Linked DNA regions of Mus musculus: region 1 is linked to region 2. A link is a loop called in an ENCODE intact Hi-C map of the cell type or tissue named here. Cell type or tissue: gastrocnemius. All regions are shown on one strand. Each heading gives the region's core, and the rest is flanking DNA. Links, peaks and the distances in the headings are about the cores only.

Region 1 (9,831 bases), core at 1,280-9,279, 380 kb after region 2:
GATTGAATCTACAGGAGAAATGTGTCTGTGCTTAGACTCCTTTATATGAAGCACAGTTAAATGATAAGAAGTAGACAAACAATGTGGCTCCTACTACACATCTGGTCTCCTTTGGCTCCTTTCAACCTTTCTTCACTATGTTTCAGCTACAGGAGGCTTCATTTAAACTGCCAAAAGGTGTGGGTTCATCCCTTCCTATGTTCCTCCAGGCTAGCCCACTCAAATGTTCAAGTCTCTGATTATATAACAAGTTGTCAACGAGGCCTTCTCTGACTACTGTATATGAGCATATTTCCTTAACCCTACGAGACCTAAATAATTATGTATTCCAGGACTCTGTCTTCATTGAGATTAGGACAAATTTTCACATGTATATTATCAATCTTCCACAAGGATTATAAACTACAAAAGTTAGAAGGGCTGCACTTGTTCAATTCAGCATCATACAGTTATTTTTAGTCCCAGACTGTCATCATTTATGGCAAGAGCAGCTGACTGCCTAAATGAAAGACTGAGTAGTCAACTAAAACAAAGGAGAGGACTCTAGAGCCAAACTAAATAATTTCTTGTAAATCAGACCATGGTTTAGATTTTCATAGGTTACAGAAAGTAATCAGAATTAGAATATTTTGGCTACTTTATAAACAGCATCTAGTTATTAAATGCCATAACAATCACTACAGTTGTTATCCAATTTTGCAATTCTTGTTTCTTACTTACCTTTCCATGAAGATATGAAAGGTAAAGTAATAGGTATATGTTCAATTTCTAGACCACACTCAGTTATCCGCTGTAATCGGCCACGTAGTTTAACTTTCTTTCTTATAAATTCTACTGGAATATCTGAAGAGGTTGTAAATTTTGAGGTCTGTTGGTTGACAAAGAAGAAGATGTAATTTTCACTTATAATGGAAATAAAATGTGAAGATACCTAAGCATTTAACAAGAAGACATAGCCATTGAAAAGTTTTAACTTGGTTCTTAATTTCACATTAATGCTTTAATATATAATCAAAAGTGTTTATAGGGTCTGGAGACATGGCTCAGCAGTTAAGGGCAGTGGATGTGGGTTCAGTTTCCAGCACCAAGTTCCAGACACTCTCCTTCTGGCATCTGGCACACATAAACTCACACATGCACAAACACATACACATAAAAATAGTAAATAACTTTAAAAACCATTTAAACTACTATATAAGAGATGGAAAATGTAAATCCTCAGCGAAGCTGTGTCAAGTTAAATGACTCCTAACTGGCAAGACATGTTTTTATTTTTAAAAATCATTTAGGAGACAAAACAAACCCTGCTGACCAAGGCCAGCCCTGAGATTTTACTCCCCAACAGCTACTTGGTACCCAGGGTTAGTAGCTACTTAATGCTACAAGCGGCACACATCACGGCTAGCTCAGAACTGCATCACATTGCACTTGTTTCTTTTACCAGGAAAGCATATTTAATGCTGCAGCATATTTTCTCTGCAAGGGAGAAGAGCTTTATTTAACCGCTGGGGAAATTTCCAATCATCTCTCAACCAGAATTGAATTTTTAAAATTTTCTGTTTAGTGGTGTGTGTGTGTGTGTGTGTGTGTGTGTGTGTGTATACATGATATATTGTACATGTGGAGATCAGAGGACAACTTTGTGGAGTATGTTCTCTTCCACCTTCATGTGGGCTCTGGTCTCCATAGCTTTACCCACTGAGTCATCCCCAAGCCCCAGAACTTACTTTTAACTGCAATTCAGAAGGACCACTCTGAATTGAGTGTGTGTGTGTGTGTGTGTGTGTGTATGTATGGGGGGGGGCATACATAAAGTACTTATATGTATTTTGTTTTCAGATATTCATCAACATGAACGTCATAATGATATATATCCACACACATATATATGGAGATAGATAATATGCAACATATTACTTCATATATAATATATAATAATTATATAGTAATATATAAAATAATGTATAATAAATAATTATATAATTATAATAATTATATATAATAGGCATTATTATATATATTCTTAGGCAGAATCTCAAAAGACCATTCTAGGATAAATTGGAAAGTTGTAACCTTTCAAATTAAATGGATAATTCTATAATCTGACAGTTTAACTTAAAAACAGCCACATCAGAACTCGAATTTCTATCTACGTATAGTGGTTTATTTACAAAACACCTGAGAAACAGTTTTGCCTAAAAGCCAAGATTTTATCTGTAACAACACCTCTCTACCCAGACAAGACAAATCCTAGTTTGTTTATTTTCTGTTTTTGTTTTGAGACAAGATCTCTTTCTGGCCCATGCCTGGCTGACCTGAAACTCATCAGCAATCCAGGCTGGCTAGGAACTTGCAGCAATCTTGCCTCAGCTTTTCAAGTTCAGTGACTATATTATTTATAACAAACCAAATCCTTTATGGAAACATTTCCTTTTAAGTCTTAAAAATATTATGCGTATAGTCTGTTGAATTAAGTAAGTAAAATTCTGCACATTTTTATGACCCCCAAATAAATTCTCTGTTCTAAATCTTAACCAAGATCTTAAAGTGTGTTTGTTATTCTAAATTATAATTTAAACTCTCCCAGGATGTATCCAAGCAGCCTGGAGACCAAGTCAATTATCTGTTGCCTGTACCATTGGTCACTCACCAGCCGGACGCTCCTTATCAGCAACATTATCCCAGCTATGGCCATTCCCGTGCTGATGTTCTACAGGAAGAGAGGTAACGATTAATCCTCACCAATTACCATTTATAACAGTCAGCGTACCAACTTAAAAGGAAGGAGACTGTCCTCATGACCACTAACAGTTCAAATAACACAGATGTCTCAAATGCTGGCTGGACTCTTCCACATTCCTTCCTAGTTCTTCCTTAGCAATCTGGCACTCACAGGGACTTGAGTGAATGCTTTTTACTTTGCCTGCGATTTTTTTTTATATGTTTTTGTTGTTGTTGTTTCGTTTTGTTTTGTTTTTCGAGATAGGGTTTCTCTGTATAGAGCTGGCTGTCCTGGTACTCACTTTGTAGACCAGGCTGGCCTCGAACTCAGAAATCTGCCTGCCTCTGCCTCCCGAGTACTGGGATTAAAGGCATGGCCCACCACGCCTGGCCCGCCTGTGAATTTCTTGAATGCACCCATGGCCTAGCATTTCTAGCCTTACACCCATGGTGAATTTTGTACTTGGTAGAAAACCTTACAAATACAAAATAGCTGGTGTTTGTGTAAATGGTTGAACTTTAATATTAGTATAGTAAGTAACAATGTATGCATTTATTTGGCAAGGATTACTACTAAATGGCAGATACCAGACTGCTCTAACGTGGCGCTACAATAGCATGTCAGCAGGCCTGGCCTTGGACCTCATGCTCTCTTGCTGCAAAGCTTTTGCAAAGTTCAGCTTCCTCCAATTCTCAGCAGGATTCTTAAAAGCTGTTCCGGGCAGGGCATGGTGCTGCACACCTTTAATCCTAGCACTCGGGAGGCAGAGGCAGGCAGATTTCTGAGTTCGAGGCCAGCCTGGTCTACAAAGTGAGTCAGGACAGCCAGGGCTATACAGAGAAACTCTGTCTCAAAACAAACAAACAAAAAAGTTGTTGTTCCTTCCAAATACGTTGTCCTGGCTTTTGGCTACTCATTTTCCTAATCATCTGTCTCCCTGTTTGCCTCAGATTTTGCTTCTGCTACCTTCCCTCCCCAGAGAATCCCCTAGGCCTCATTTCTAGACCGTTTTCTGTACCTTTCTGACGTTGTTTCAAGATGTCTGTCAAGACTAGGGCTTTACCCACTCCACCAGGTTTATGCAGCTCACTCTCACTCAGCTTTACGTCCAGTTCTGATTTCCCATTGAACACTGTTGCCTCAAGCCTACAACTGTACTTTAAAGTCTAATGGGCTGTCTTCAAGATCAGTCTCCAAATTTTAATGTCCAAGGGCTCTACAGCTTTTCCCAGTAAATCATTTACTACGACTGCTCCATGACAGGAACCACCACCACCACAGGGACTTTAGCAGTCCTTTATCTGGTAGTAGACTGGCTGTCTAAGTGTCTCTTCTATGATTGAATTTCAGTGTCTTCTCTTGTTTCACTTAAAAAGAAAACACGAGAGGCAGGCGGATTTCTTTCTGAGTTCGAGACCAGACTGGTCTACAAAGTGAGTTCCAGGACAGCCAGGGCTATACAGAGAAACCCTGTCTCAAAAAACCAAAAAAACAAACAAACAAACAAAAAAAAAAAAAAACCAAAAAAAAAAAAAAAACAACCCCAAAACCCAAAACCAAAACAACTGGGGATACAGTTCAGTGGTAAGCACTACAATGCTTACCAAAGTTCGAACCCCAGCCCTGGAAAAACCCATCCTGGCTCTGCTCTGTTAAGGCCTCTCGGGCTTCTCTGCTCTTCCTGGGTATCCAGCCCGCCATACTGAATGAGGAGCTACTCTTGGGCCAGCCCTGTGGTGTCCCCAGCCCTGCGCCAGCCTCCAGGCCTGACCACCGCCGCCGCCAGGAGGGCAAATGAGGCGATGTCGCCTCCCTGGCCATTTCCCCTGTGGCCCGGCTGTCTTTCCGCCCCTGCGGGTCCTCTTCCAGGCCTGCCGCGATCACTCCGCTCAGGCTAGCCCACCCCGCCGGGCTGTGGCACCTGGACAAGGCGCAGATGGTTGTCTGCCCATTGCGACACCCGTGTCACCACGTTGGCCTCCCCTCGGTCGCGGTCCGGCGCCTGCGACCCGAGGCTCGCGGGCGGCCGCGCCATGTTCCGGCGTCCAGCAAGCCTTGCGGGCGCCCCCTGGTGGGCGGTAGGGGTCGCTGCGCTGCACGGCTCCGGGGTCCCCGCCCATTCTGGGCGTTTGCACTCTTGTCTCTGCGTGTCCTTGGTGGTACCAAGCCAGCCAGGACAGCAGAACAACACAAAAATGCCGTGAAAAGATAAGACATCTGTGTAAATATGCACAGTCTCTTATTCTTGCTACTTTTTCTATAAGCTTGTATTTTTATTATTTTGTTGTTTTTTACATTTTTGAGACAGGTTTCTCTGTGTAGCCCTGGCTATCCTGTAACTAGCTCCGCAGACCAGGCTAGTTCTAACTCAGAAATCCACTTGCCATATTTTATGGTGCTGGAGAGCACACCCAGAAACACATATGGCATCAACCTTTGTTTCTTTAGAAACAGGGTTTATGTTTCTAAAGGCTGGCCTCAGCGTCCTAATCTTTAGCTTCCCCCATACAGAGGCTTCTGCTGTGTTTCCGTGTGCCTGGCTTTCTAAATATTTTTAATGCCAAGAATAATAAAGGAAAGAGAGATGGAGATATACTTATTTGTTAAGCTGAAATGTGCATTGTGTAATAAATTTAACTTTGGCCCAAAGAGAGATCTGGCCTTTCCCATTGTGCCTGGCAATTCTAAAATATCTTACCTGATAAAATTATGTTTTACTCTGAGGCTTTTGAGCCTGTAAGAAAATCTAACAACCCACTTGTGGTGGTCCTCAGCTTGACCTCCAGAGGGGCTAACGACCGACCTGTTGGTGCATGGTAAAAACTCTGCACACAGGTGCTGGGAAGCATCACTGGCTGCATTGTTCCATGCTTTCTCACACCTGGTTGCTGAAAGGAATCAGTGTTGCTCAGGACTCCACAAGTGAACATGTTTTTAAAACCAAATACCCCACCTGAGGGTGCCCTTTGTCGCTCCCAAACTCTACAGTTAGTACTAGAAGCATTAGACGTCTTGGGACTATTGTTTAACTCTGTTTGGTTCATTATATTTAAAATGTTACAGGAGAACTTTCCTAACACTTGAGGCCCTGGGCTAGATCTCTATCTAGCATTGCAAAAATATAAAACAAAAAATGAAAATTCAAAAAAAAAACTTACCTTACAGAAATCAAATATATAACAGTGTGAATTAGTGTTTCCACACCCCATAGTTTTATGACTGACAGTAGCATATCACACTCACTTGTGAGGCCTTTGTTATTACTTGCTTATATGATGTGCACACACAGGTACCTATGTCAAAAGCACCAGAGAGGAAAAGAAGACATTACTCCTCTATCTCTATAGCTTTGTAAATGGACAATAGGAAAATAGTCCCTTAAAGATGTGAAGTATCTAGTTGTACTTTCATATCTACAGGACTAAGTCATCATGGGTATATCCCTCTTGAGTTCCAAGAACTGCTTGGAAAAGTTAGAAAACCAAGCTGACTAATCTCATCTCAAAACTACTGCAGTGAGCTCCGATCTTAGCTTTAATTTCCTGCGGAACCCCTGTAGTCTGTCTGTATCCCAGGCCTCGTCTTTTCAGCACTTTGTGCTAGCCTCACTCCTCTCCTCCCTTGGTCGATCTTTCTCAGGACCTCTCGCTGCCTTTGCAGGCTTCTCCCACCACTCACCCATACTTACCCTTTCCTTTACTTTCAATTTACTGACATCAAAACGCAGAATCTGATTTTTAAAAATACTTGTAAAATTTTAAACCACAGTCTCTGTGTGGACGTGTGCAGACACATGTGGAGGCCAGAGATTCCACCGGAGCTGCAGAAGCCACCTGATAGGGGATGTGGTTGAGGATTCTGCTGAAGCTACAGGTAGCCAACTGATATGGGTCCTAGGAACTGATTTCAGGCACTCTACAAGTGAAGCGTGTGTTTTTTAACCACTTCACTTCCCCCAGTTTTGCTCTCTTCCTTATTGGGGTGTGGAAATTGCCACACAAACTATACATACACTGATTTTAGTTAAGTAAAAGGAATTTATTGAACATGTACCATACATAATATTGGATCACAAGAAGGAAAAAACTAATTGTGGCACTAGTCTGTCCTCAGAGCAGGTTTTTTTTAATGCATTTTTATTAGATATTTTCTTTACTTACATTTTAAATGTTATCCCTTTCCCTAGTTTCCCCTCCGAAAACCCCCTATCCCTTCCCCTCCCCACCTCCTGTTCCTCACCCACCCACTTCTGCTTCCTGGTCCTGGCATTCCCTTATACTGGGACATAGAACCTTCACAAGACAAAGGGCCTCTCCTCTCAGGGCAGGCTTTTTATATGAGGAACCAGGTTCAAAACTTTAAAGGGCAAGGAGGAGAGCAGTTGGCTCACTAGGCAAAGTATTATCAGCTAACCTTTAAGCTGATTGGTCCTGAGTAAGGTAAGGGTGGTGGTGGATGAGCGGTAAACAAGGGAATTTCAGAACATTGAGCTAACAGAGCATGAGTATTATAATCATAACCTTTTGCCTTATTAGTAGCATTCTTCAGTGTCAGCCACAAAAAACCAGTAAGCTCAGTCTAGGAAGGGCTGCTGGTGGTCAGCTCTGGCTCAAGATATTATAGAGATAACAGTTCATGTTGACTTTTGATTTGATGAGTCCTACATACAGCTTTGTGGAATTTCTTAAGATGAGCAAACCTCATACAGAACATTCAGAACATACAGAACAAAACAGAGAATGTGATCTGCATGTCCTTGTGCCAAGTCACCTCCCTGTGCCAATGACTGGAAGGCATTTTACAGCAACAATATGGAGAAGCTGGCAGGCATGGCACAAGATGGCTGCAGCTATCCTAGGAGAGGATCAGACCATAACATTCTTTCCATTAACATTTTATTAAATGTTCCCACATCTTGCACGCGCTCAACTGGCCAGGAAGAACGACGCTGCAACAGGATCCTTCTGCACACGTTTATTGGGAGAGCATTGATTGCATAGGTGAAAGAAGAACAACCCCGAACAAGGAAAATGATGCTGCTTATATACCCCTCCATGTGACGTGTCAGCTTCTGATTAGCTGCTCACTCATCACCCCACTACTACGCCCCGGGATGGGCAGTGACTTGGCACGAATTTACTCTTGCACCTGCGCACATTACTTATTTACCAGTTAGGCACAGCGGAGGCTCATGATGGCGATTGCTCACGGCTCCCCACACCCACACTTTCCAAATTCAAATGAGGATGTCTCTTCTAGTGAAAATTCACCATTGATAAGCAATTTGAGTAGAAGTTCACCCTTGCAGCTAAAGATGTAGTTCAGTTGGTAGAATGCTTGTGCTGCCATTCAAAAACCCTAGGTTCAGCCCCTTGTGCATAAAACTAGTTATGTACGTGTAATCTAGCAAACTAATTTTCTCCACACGAAACCTGGTATGTGTAATCTTGGCACCTGAGAAGGGAGGGTTCACTTTCCAGTGACTATTGTAAGTGCAGAATAAGGTTATAAATCAAAGGATATAAACTGGGGATTGGTATATTGGTTTAAGAATGAGGGATGCAATCTGAAGCTTGCCTCTGTTTAGGAGCTAATTTAGATGGTGCAAAAGAGGCTGTGATAGGGGACAGGTGAGCTGGCAATAGAGCAAGCAGCAGCAGCAGCAGCAGCTTCGTACTTTCACAGGGAGACGGTAGCCGGGACTGACTCTACTAGCAATCTGTCCTTAGAAAAATCACTAAAGTTAGGTGTGTGGTGCACATCTTTAGTCCCAGCACTTGGGAGTCAGAAGAGTTTGAGGCCAGTCTGGTCTAAAAATAAAATTTCAGGATAGCCTGGGCTATACAAAGAAACCCTGTCTTGAAAACAAAAACAAAAAACAAAAGCAAGCAAGCAGACAAAACACTTACCTTCTTGAGAGCCTGTTTTTTGTGTATAGTAGGATTTACCAGATTCCTACCTTTTACAATCATGGATCCTCTTGAGTCATTTCTATGAGGATTTTTGAATGGTTATCTTGAATAAAGTACTAAATTTTAGCTGCTACAGCACTCCCGGAACCTGAAGTGATGGCCACAGTGGACAGGTCTAGTGCTCAAAGGCTTTGTTTGTTTTCTTCTATTTAACTTTTTGTAGTGCTGGGGCCAAGCTAGTAAGTGAAAGCTGCTAATCTTTTATAGATTTGTTTATTTTTATATACGATGGTGCTTTTTCTACATGTATGGATGTGCACCCAAGTGCATGCAGCGCCCAGAAGAGAGCAACACATCTCTTGGGACTGGGGTCACAGAGGGTTGTGAACCACCATATGGAAGATGTGATGGAACCCAAGTCCCCTGGAAGAGCAGTCAGTGCTCTTGACTGCCCACCCATCCCTCCAGCTCCCACTGCTAATTTTAAAGAAGTACGGATAGGATATGTTCTTTAGTTTAACTTGAGCTCACAGCTCTCCTTCAACCTGGGAGCCTCTCACTGCAGGTAGTAGGCAGAATTATGATGGGAAGGATTTGTTGAGGTATTTGGTTTAGATAATGGAGAATAATTTCAGCACTCAGGAGACACCATATGTCCTAAAGGGAAAAAAAAGGAGTTTTCATTTTTTGATTACACGTTACTGGAAATCTACATACTTGCAAAGAGGAATATAGATAAAAGGAAGAACCATCAGAGGGCTGGTATGCAGCTCTAGACTGAGAAGCAATTAGCAAAACTGCTTTGATACTGGCCATGAAGAACTAACAACTTTTACATTTTTAAAAATAAGACAAAATACTTTGTGTAGAGAAAGGCCATTGACTTGTTTGAGTTAATTTTATATCCAGCTACTTCACCGAAGCTGTTTATCAGGTTTAGGAGTTCTCTGGTGGAATTTTTAGGGCCACTTATATATACTATCATATCATCTGCAAAAAGTGATATTTTGACTTCATCTTTTCCAATTTGTATCCCCTTGATCTCCTTTTGTTGTCTAATTGCTCTGGCTAGGACTTCAAGTACTATGTTGAATAGGTAGGGAGAAAGTGGGCAGCCTTGTCTAGTCCCTGATTTTAGTGGGATTGCTTCAAGCTTCTCTCCATTTACTTTGATGTTGGCTACTGTTTTGCTGTAGA
Region 2 (9,831 bases), core at 1,109-9,108:
TTGGTGAATCTGGAGTGTAGGGCAAAGAGAACTTTGGAGACAGCCTTTCCCGGTGCTTCAGAAGAAAGGGAAGACCAGGGACGACTGTGGTTTGAGGGAAGGACAGAAAGATTGGTTCTGAGACTGTTTCTCCAACTCAATTTGTCAAATACTACACTTTCAGGTATCATTTTTTTCTGAGCACCAGGTTTGGGGGTGGGGATGCAAGCTATTTTCTCTCTATATAATTCTAACCTTCATACTTGTCACCACCAAAATGTTTAGATGTTGCTAAACCCACACAATTGTCAGTATATGTCTTGTGTTCCCCAATTAAATTCAAGTCTGACACTAACCAGGATTAGCTCAGAGCCTGTGTGGCCTAGGAATTGAGTTCTACACTCTTTTCTCCACACACTTAGCCACAGGTCACAATAGTGGTTCTTGGGTAATCCACAAGATTTGTCTGTTTCCTATAACCCACTTCAAGGGTCTAGTCATTTTCCAGACTAGTTCACAGAATTCAAGAAAGTACGTCAATGCTGTTAGTAATTTATTATAAAATGATACAACTAAGAAATAACCAGATGTGTATTAGGCAAAACTTCATAGTGTAGGACTGATACATGTGACTAAACATAATAAAAAGTGGCTTCTTTAAAAATATTCTACAATGAAGACTGCTTAGTCAGATATCCCAATTTGTCTCAGTGACTAGTGTCTAGAGAAATCAGTCAAAGCCATTATTATTGTATTGATTGTACTCAACTTTGCCTATCATGAATACATAACAGCTTAACCTGTAGTTTTATTATCTCCTTAAGTATTATCAACAATGGAAGTTGCTACTGTTTATCTACTTATTTCAGTATGTAGTGAACTACAACATTCCCATTCACTTATCACAACTTATTTTTTAAATTTTTATTAGATGTTTTCCTTATTTACATTTCAAATGTTACCCCCTTTCCTGGTTTCCCCTCCAGAAACCCCCTATCCTACCCCCTCCCCCTGCTTCTGTGAGAGTGTTCACCCACTCCTGATTCCCTGTACTGGCATTCTCCTACACTGGGGCATCAAGCCTTCAGAGGGCCAAGGGCTTCTCCTCCCACTTAGAGGTAAGAATTATTATTCCCATTTTAGGAATAAAGTACCTGTTCTGAACATTTCTGTAACTCATATCCACAGAAAATTCATATTATAGTAGTCACCTCTGTTCTTCATAGAGGCATAGTGGACTAATGTTAAAATCATTAATCCTAAGTATATATGGCAATAGAGAACTATTCAAAATAGAGAGTGGGAAACATTTATTTCATAGTTGCTAATATCTGTGTCTACCAATCTCATTATTTCCATGATTTCTGCATCTGTTTCTATTGGATTACTTTTCTCCTCGTACTTAATGGATTATTTTATCACTTGCCTGCATACGTGTAGTGATTTTTTATTCCAAAAAAAGATATGTTAATGCTATAATACTTAGTACTCCAGAATATAACTTTAATTTAAAGAAAAATGGGGGGGTTGAGTTAAGAGGAAGCCATATTTAAGTAAAGTGGGCCTTGAATCCAACATGACTGTCTCTATAAGAAGACTAGACAGAAACACACAAGGAAAGCACCATGTAGGGGCAAAGAACCGAGGGTACAGCTACAACCCCAACAACTTCAAGGGTCAAAAGCCACCACCAGAAGCTAAGAAGTGGCAAGGAAGATGTATCAAAGGAAGGATAAACTGTGACTTCCAGGCTATAAGAGGATACATTCCTAGTGCAATACACCTACTTTGTGGTACATTACAACATCTCCAGGAAGCAGTCATAGTCATTTGGACTATGTTGAACATATGTTGAACAATGTGGATTTTATATTTCTATGTGGTGGGTTTCATAGGAGTACTGAAATTTGTTCTAGGATGTAGTTACTTAGACATTGTCTTCTTAAAACTTTTCTTCTATTTTCATTAGGGTGGATCAAAAGAAGCTATTTAGACTCAGACTAGCAAAATAGTTTACCAGGCAAAGCACCTGAACTCAGTCTGATCACTTAAGTTTCTTCACTAGAACCAACATGGTAGAAGAAAAGAACTAACTCTCACAAGGTTGTTTCTGAACTCAGAAAACAACCTGTGATACTGTGATACACTTTTTCTGTCTGTCTCTGTCTCTGTTCCCCTCTCTCTCTCTCTCTCTCTCTCTCTCTCTCTCTCTCTCTCTCACACACACACACACACACACACACACATATTTTTAAAAATAATTTTTATGTTTAGAAAAGAGAAGCTTTTAATCTAAATCTGAGAGGGTCCTATGGAAGTTGACACACTTCTCTGACTCTATTCAGTGTTCAGATCTCACAAGTTTCTCCCTCTCTGATTGGACTAGAGACACAGTCCACTGTGAGCTCCAGAAACAATTTAAATCTAGCCTTCTGAAGGTCTTTCCTTGGACTCCATCAAGTACCTTCCCCTGGATGTGCAGAAGTCCTCAGCAACAACTAGAAAGAACCTTGAACCTCTGTGGAGTCATTGGTCCTCTGCTTTGGCCTCTCCCCACATCTCTGCGACTCAGCAAGACATCTAGACTCTGCCCTGAAAGTCGCCTCTAGACAATAAGCTAGATCAGCTGTAGGATTCACTTTATTGATTACCCCTTCCTGGACCACACCCATCTGCTTCCTCCTATTCAAAGTCTAGAAACCTCTATCACATATATTTCATACATTCTCTTTGGCACCAGTTTGTTTTTCTGTAATGTCTCCAAGAAAACAAACTAGGAAAGTTAAAACAGGGAGCTTGCCAGATCAGACCCCACGAACCCAACCTAAATAACAACTTATGTTACTGACGAATGTGAGATGCATGCTGGTGACAGAAACCGAACTCTGCTTTATAAGTGATTTCATCAGCCAAGGAGAATAACCGGCGCCCAAAAGAGTCAACAAGTGCAAATTTTCTATTCCTGTCTTTACACAGTCTCCACATTCTCAGCACTGTAGTGGATTAGAGTGGAGCCAGGGAGACAGGAAGCCTTCAGAGGACAATTGAAAGCAGATTTCTTCTGTGGTGTGGTCTGTGGTAAGGTAATTAGAAACCAGGAAAGTCACATAAAAGTGGGCAAAAGGAGACCTTTGTACTAAACATATACTGAGTTACATACACTAAATAAGATGTCAATGTCTGATGGTTGACTTTGTTTTTAGCCATCTGTAAATTATAAACAACGTTTGTTTATTTCCTCCAAACTTGCTCTAGCCTGGTATGCACCTTTCTCTCTGTACCTCTCTCTGTACCTCTCTTTCTCTTTCTCTTTCTCTTTCTCTTTCTCTTTCTCTTTCACACATACACACACACACACACACACACACACACACACACACACACACACACATTTCAGAAGCTCTCTTACACATATCCTAAATGATCAGCCAATCATGGAGTGTCTAAGTATAAAATGAAAATGGATTCCACTCTCTTTCCCAACCCTACTCACTTGTCTGCCATAGATTCCTACCATAGCCTCCTCTGAACCTGCTTCTAAACCCAGCACCACTAGAGGCTGTGGATCACTTCAGGGGCCTCTGACTCACAAACAGACACCATTGTAGACACATCGAGACCAACAGACTCTGGCAAATGGTACCACACATTCAGTAACAGATATTTTGAAGAGCAGACACATAGGAAGAATCCTGGCAGGGGCAGATGGAGGCTTCCAGAATCAGGTGCTGGGTTTGCCCCTCAACCCTTGTCTCCATCAAAAACCGTTCCAGTGCAGAGGGGATACACTATGTAACAGCTACCATGACAAAGTACTGCTCCCTACTGTACATAAATTCAGAGAAGTTCCTCGGATCTTTTAGATTTTCTCAAAGTTCTCTTCAGGAAGACACAGTGGCATTTCAGAAACAAGATAGGTCAGCCTTAGTAGCAATATTACCAAGCATCAATCAAATGGGACTTGAGACCATTTAGGTACTGAGCTTAGGGACTGCTACTTTCCTAAGGACATGAATTACAGGCTTTGCAGGATCTCTTACCTTGCTCACACAAGGGGTATAGCCTGCACACATATCAATACTATTGCAAGTCTCATCGGGAAAGACCACCTAACGTTCATTATGCATTCAACATACTCTTTTCACTAGTAGCATAGCCCTGACACTGAGCCCTCTGTGACAGCATTGGTGTGATCAGTTATAACAACAAGCCAACAGTAACCCAAACTAGCATGGGGCTGCAGCATTCCATCAGTTCCCTGCCTGTGTGCTGCTTAGTCTCCGTCAGAACAAACCTCTGCCCCTAGATTTTAAATGTGACGCAGTGCTCATTAATCCCAGATGAAGTGCCGAGACCACATCAATAGCAACCAGAACTCTTGTTGAAAATGGCAACCAGTTAACAGATACCTCCATTGAGACAAAAGTTGCACCTCTTGCTTCTATTTTAGCAAGCACCAGGGCAGAGAAGTTTCTTGGCAGAGTTTTCTTTCCCCTTTTGTGTCCCTTTCACAGTCATATCAGTGATCAGTTCTTGGCATCATTCAACAACAACAAAAATGTGGCAGACATTGAAAATTGAAAAGAAAGAGGGAATTGGAAGTCTAGGTGTTTTGGCTGGGATGTGTCCCCAAAGCCTCTGTTTGATCTGAAGTTGTTGGCAGTATTGGAAAGTGGTTAGACTCAAATGTGGTGCCTATTGAAAGAAAGTGAAGCTGTTTCTTTAAAGGGAACCCTGTGACCTGAGCCTCTTCCTGCCAAGCTCTCAGAATCATTAGCTGCCTCCCACAGTAACCCCAAATAGGTCAGGCAACTATGCTTAGAAACCTTCCCAAGTATGAACCATAATAAACCTTTCTTCCTCAGAAGATGACTTGTCTTGCATATTTGTAGCTGACCAACACAAAGGGAATAGCATATCAAAATTTCACGACTAAGAATAACTGCACCTTGTCGCTAAGACTGTACGCGGTGTTTGCTGTTTTGGAGTCAGCTTCAGAAAAGTGCTATGCTTCTGCCTTCTGACTACGCAGGTTTATATCCGTTTCCTGTGGGTATGGATTATAGGTGAATGCACTATCAACTTGTCTTGAATGGCAGAGCTGCCATCGTGAGGTCTCTCCAAACCATACCGCACAGAAAACTCGAGGAAGGAAGGGGCCATTTTGTTTGGGGGTTTCATTCACAGTCCTCAACAACTGACCATATTATCTGCAGAGACCACTCGCTGCACCTCAGGGACACAGGGAGGAAGAGACATGACCCTGCTAGGTGTGCCTGCCTCTGCATGTTTCTCTTTTCTCCAAAACTCACACCACCAGCAATTCATTTCACTCAAAACCTTCTAGAATGATTCTCAAACACCTCAGTAATATAGCCTTAAACTCACGAATCCTACTTCATCTCACGATGGTTGCTCAGTGATTCCTTGGAGGAGGCGACTTCCTGTGCACAGAGTAACCAAACGAAGGGGTACATGAAATGCAAGAAACCCAGAAAACCAGGGCCAGCAGAAGCACGAAGCCCAGCAAACCTGACAACCTGAGTTTGACCACCAGAACCCATGTACAGGTGAAAAGAAAGGGGGAAGAAACCAACTCCACAAAATTGCCTTCTGAGCTCCCCAGAAACTCCATAGCACACACGCAAAATGCACATATGCATGCACACACACACATACTATTCACATACACCTATTCACACACATTCACACAAACAATAATAATATAATAAAAAATGTAAACCCCCTGACTTAAAAATTAATGTTTTACTTAAGGAAATCTAATTATGATGTTTTTCTGTCTGCTACTCTTCAAGGAGTCCGAAGAAACTGCTCAAAATAAAAGCCAGGCACAGCAGAGCAAGTCTTTAATCTCAGCACTTTGGAGGCGGAAACAAGATCTACGTGAGTTCACTGCCACTCTGGTCTACATAGCAAGTTCCAGAACTGAAGAAATTTATATCCAAAATAAAAATGGAGAGGGGAGGAAGGGCAGAAGAGGGGAGGGGAGAGAGGGGAAAAGGAAAAGGAACCGGGGAAAGAAAAAAAAAAAAAAAAAAGGAACGACAGAAGGAAAGACTTGCATTTCCAAGATATGCCACTAGATGGCATATCGATACCTATAAACCAAGACGTTCCTGTAAGGGTGACAAAAACATCTGAAATGAAGAAGAGAACTTGGAGATGAACTCGTTTGACGCTGAGGACACACTTTGTCTTCTTGGCCGTGGTGCTATATACTTGATTATTAGGCTGCAACACGCTGAAACAACAAATATACATGTGCCTGGGGTACTCACAAGAGAAGGGTGCTGGGCCATAGGTTTGAGCCAACAGAACTTCTTTAATAGCCAACTGGCAATTGTGTGCTCAGGATCCCAGTGTTGCCCCAAGCCTTTCTCGGGGTGAGCTTTTGAAGTGCAAAAGCCATGCATTGGGTTGATATTCTTCCATTACCAAAAGCAGTTAGCAGAACTACAGATGCCAAAAAGCAAGGTTAGTACATTTAGAGGCTTCCCCGTGACCATGGGCTTTAAAGAATTGGCCCTTTATTTTAGCTTTGGCAGGCGGTGCTGAGTTTTACATCCACAATGGATTCACTTGTGCTAACATAGCAGGACCAGCTAAAGTCTGGTGCCCTGTTACATTTCTCACAGGTCTTAGTGAATGAGTCAAATCCCGGACTCATCCTGCTCTAAAATTTTACTGATCTAATACATAATTAACCATATAGTTTAATATATAGGGTCCTACAGTTAACGCAATGAGAATGAGAATTACAGGTCCAGTCAGTGCTGAGAGCTGAGTAGTTGCCCAGGATAGAACAGAAATTGTTATCAGTGATCTTTTTCTCTTTCTGTTTTTGAGGGTTTGGTTTTTTTTTTTTTTTTCCCCAACCCTGGCAAGATTTTTCTAATTACTCTGAATCAATTAGAAACAAGAAAACCAATATGTTTTCTCAAAGCCAGATATAGTTTCCTTTAACTGGAGAGAAATAAGTCTAAGCTGCTGTCTTAGTCAGGGTTTCTATTCCTGGACTAAACACCATGACCAAGAAACAAGTTGGGGAAGAAAGGGTTTAATCAGCTTACACTTCCACGTTATTGTTCATCACCAAAGGAAGTCAGGACCAGAACTCTCACAGGCAGGAACTTGGAGGCAGGAGCTGATGCAGAGGGCATGGAGGGTGCTGCTTACTGGCTTGCTTCCCCTGGCTTGTTCAGCTTGCTTTCTTATAAAACCCAGGATTGCCAGCTGAGAGATGGTACCACCCACAATGGGTCCTCCAACCCTTGATCACTAATAGAGAAAATGCCTTACAGCTGAGTCTCATGGAGGCATTTCCTCAAGGGAGGCTCCTTTCTCTGTGATTACTCCAGCTTGTGTTAAGGTGATACACCAAACCAGCCAGTACAACCTCTCTCCAACTTTGTAGGATCTTTTCTCTAAGGGAATCTAACTGCTGCTTTAATACCCCTAGGTCCTGATTAAATTGTCTATTGAGTTTAGAAAGCATCAGGAGAGGCATATTTAGTCAAACCATTGGCACATACCCACCAGGTTGTCTCAGAGGAGTGGTAATATTTCTGTTATCCAGAAGGATTGACCCACAAGGCAGAGTAGCAGGCATCAGAATAAGGGGAAGTGCCTAGGTTAAAGATTTTAGATATTTGACAAGTTTTCACCCCTAATAGGTCTTCTCACATTAATTTGGGCTTCCCGCAGTCACAATGAGTTCTCTCAGTCAATGCAGTGATGGTCTGGTTAGTTCTGATCCCTATGTAGTACAGGGCTGGGTGTCTAAGAATTACCTGCAATCTTGACTGGTTTCTGGCTGGGAGTGATTAATGGAAGCCCCAGGTCCCCTTCTTGTGACTCAGAGTCTGATTCCCTACATTTTCACTGTTTCCCGAAGAGCAGCAATTATTGCAGTGCCCTCATACCTGGTTTCACCTTCTATCTCATGACAGTCATAGACAAGCACCTGCATCATCAGACAAGAGGGTAGCCAAATTAGTGGTGGTAGGTTTTAAAAACTGGACTTGAAGGTGGGCCAGGAGTGGGGCCTGGTCCTGACTCACACAGTTATTAGACAGTCAGCACTCTGGTGCTTCTTGGAGAGCCTCAACTGAGTCATGGGATATTGTGAGTCATGGAGTAGTGTGAGTATAAGATCTTGACCCAGAGTTTGCTTGCTTGCTTGCTTGCTTGCTTGCTTGCTTGCTTGCTTGCTTGCTTGCCTGCCTGCCTGCTTGCTTGCTTGCTTGCTTTCATTAAACTAGCAGTAACTGCCACCGCTCTTAGGTGGGCCATCCTTTGTCTGTATGGTCCAACTGTTAGGTATTTCACAGGACATCTCTGCAGTCCCAAACTTTGGGTTAAAACCCCTGGGGTTTGGGTTTTCCTAAAATACATTTTTGTTTGTTTTTCCGTTTTTGTTTTTGTTTTGCTTTGTTTGTTTCATGGACAAACAGATGAAAAGATCTGGAGACCTTTGGAAGTTTTAGGACTGGAGGACTTGAGTCCCTGTTCTTAAATCCCCAAGTGGCTTTTATTTAGTCTCAGTCCAGATTAGGGGCTCAGTGCCCCAATTTGTGCTGGTATATAGAAGCCTTGTTATTTCTATAAACTCTGGTACCCAGAAGAGCAATGTCCATTGCACTTAGAAACTCTTGAATCCATCTCTTAAGTCTTTGGAGTTGGGCTCTAAAGGATAGCAGCAATCCTACTCTGAGACGGGCTCCTTTTGCCTTTTGCCTCTCTTCATCTAGTTGCCAAGATAGGTAGCGTTCTAGCAAGTTGGCCTTTCGAAGCTGGCATTCTGTAGCCCTCAGTCTGTAACTATTACAGCACCCTTTCAGTGCCTGTTTTGCAATCTGTTTTCCCAGGAAAATTCTGAAGGAAGGGGAGAAAGTCTGCATTTAGTGTCTTTAAACCCAGGGGTAACCCAGTTCAGGTATGTTGATATATGTAACTGCACCTGTCTATTTAAAAACAAAGATGGGTTATTTTACTTCTGCCAATGGAAGGCATAAGATTGCATCTTTCAAGTCTAGACAGTATGCCCCTGTTTCTCCGGAAGAATCAGACTCATGGGAATCAGAGGTCCCGTGTGTCTTCATAGGCAAGGCCTATTCCAGGGTAAGTGACAGAGCACTAGGATGCTTCTTTTCCCAAGCCAGGCAATATGGATTATAATTTCTCCTTTTGTTCCCAGGGTCATTCGATATTGTTCAGTCTGGACAGAGGCAGCTGCACTGGTAGGCACACAGTGTTGGACTAGTCCTCAGGGACAGGTTTTTTTTCCCATACCCTCAGAAATCTTTGTTGTCAGTCTGAGAGATAATCCAACTGTATCCTTTGATTGGAGGTAGAACCTTCAGCTATGAGATATTCCTCTGACAGGGGGTTAAGACACCAAACTGTTATTGAGTATCTATAAATCTAACTGTGTCTCATTATCAGAGAAAGTTTGATAGTGGCTTTCAGCTTAGCAAAGGGTATTTTCTCAAATACTCCTCTGTTGTTAAATACCCTTTGAATTACCTCCAGCAATTGGGACCTATTTATATCTTTAAATTCTATCTATTTTTCTAATATCTGGGGCTAACTAGGTAACAAGGGAAATCTTTTTAGCATATGTCTTTAATCCTTTAAAGAGGACCTAGTTAAATTGTTTAAAATCTCCTTGGTCAGTGTTGGACAGAAGGAAAAATTCTTTCTGCCATGGCTGCATTGTCTAGCTGCTATCCCCCTGACTGAATCAGGGACAATTTTTCTACTTTTTTCAGAGAATGTGAGTTTCATGGATCCTTGGTTGAAAATGAGACATAAATCATAAAAGAGAAAGAA

The links. Peaks named below come from ENCODE experiments on the same cell type or tissue, not always from the same donor. Only the 100,000 strongest peaks of a DNase experiment are listed, where the experiment ranks them.
Region 1: it touches region 2 in a loop (4-fold over the local background); 15 of 42 quality-filtered maps call a loop at or near these places.

What each region holds. Positions count from the first base shown.
Region 1 is chr3:63,924,614-63,934,444 of GRCm38, forward strand. It overlaps E130311K13Rik (RIKEN cDNA E130311K13 gene), which reads right to left and starts at 4,859. Exons shown (of 5, transcript NM_177856.5): 1 at 4,644-4,859; 2 at 2,651-2,710; 3 at 721-868. The coding sequence starts at 4,757. In gastrocnemius, for the core only: a CTCF peak has its summit at 4,785 (motif pointing left); a DNase peak (open chromatin) is centred at 4,747; H3K4me3 peaks cover 953 bases; H3K27ac peaks cover 1,155 bases.
Region 2 is chr3:63,548,881-63,558,711 of GRCm38, forward strand. No RefSeq gene overlaps it. Among named protein-coding and RNA genes, the nearest start is that of Strit1, 70 kb to the left of the region's middle. In gastrocnemius, for the core only: a CTCF peak has its summit at 6,081 (motif pointing right); DNase peaks (open chromatin) are centred at 6,138 and 6,308.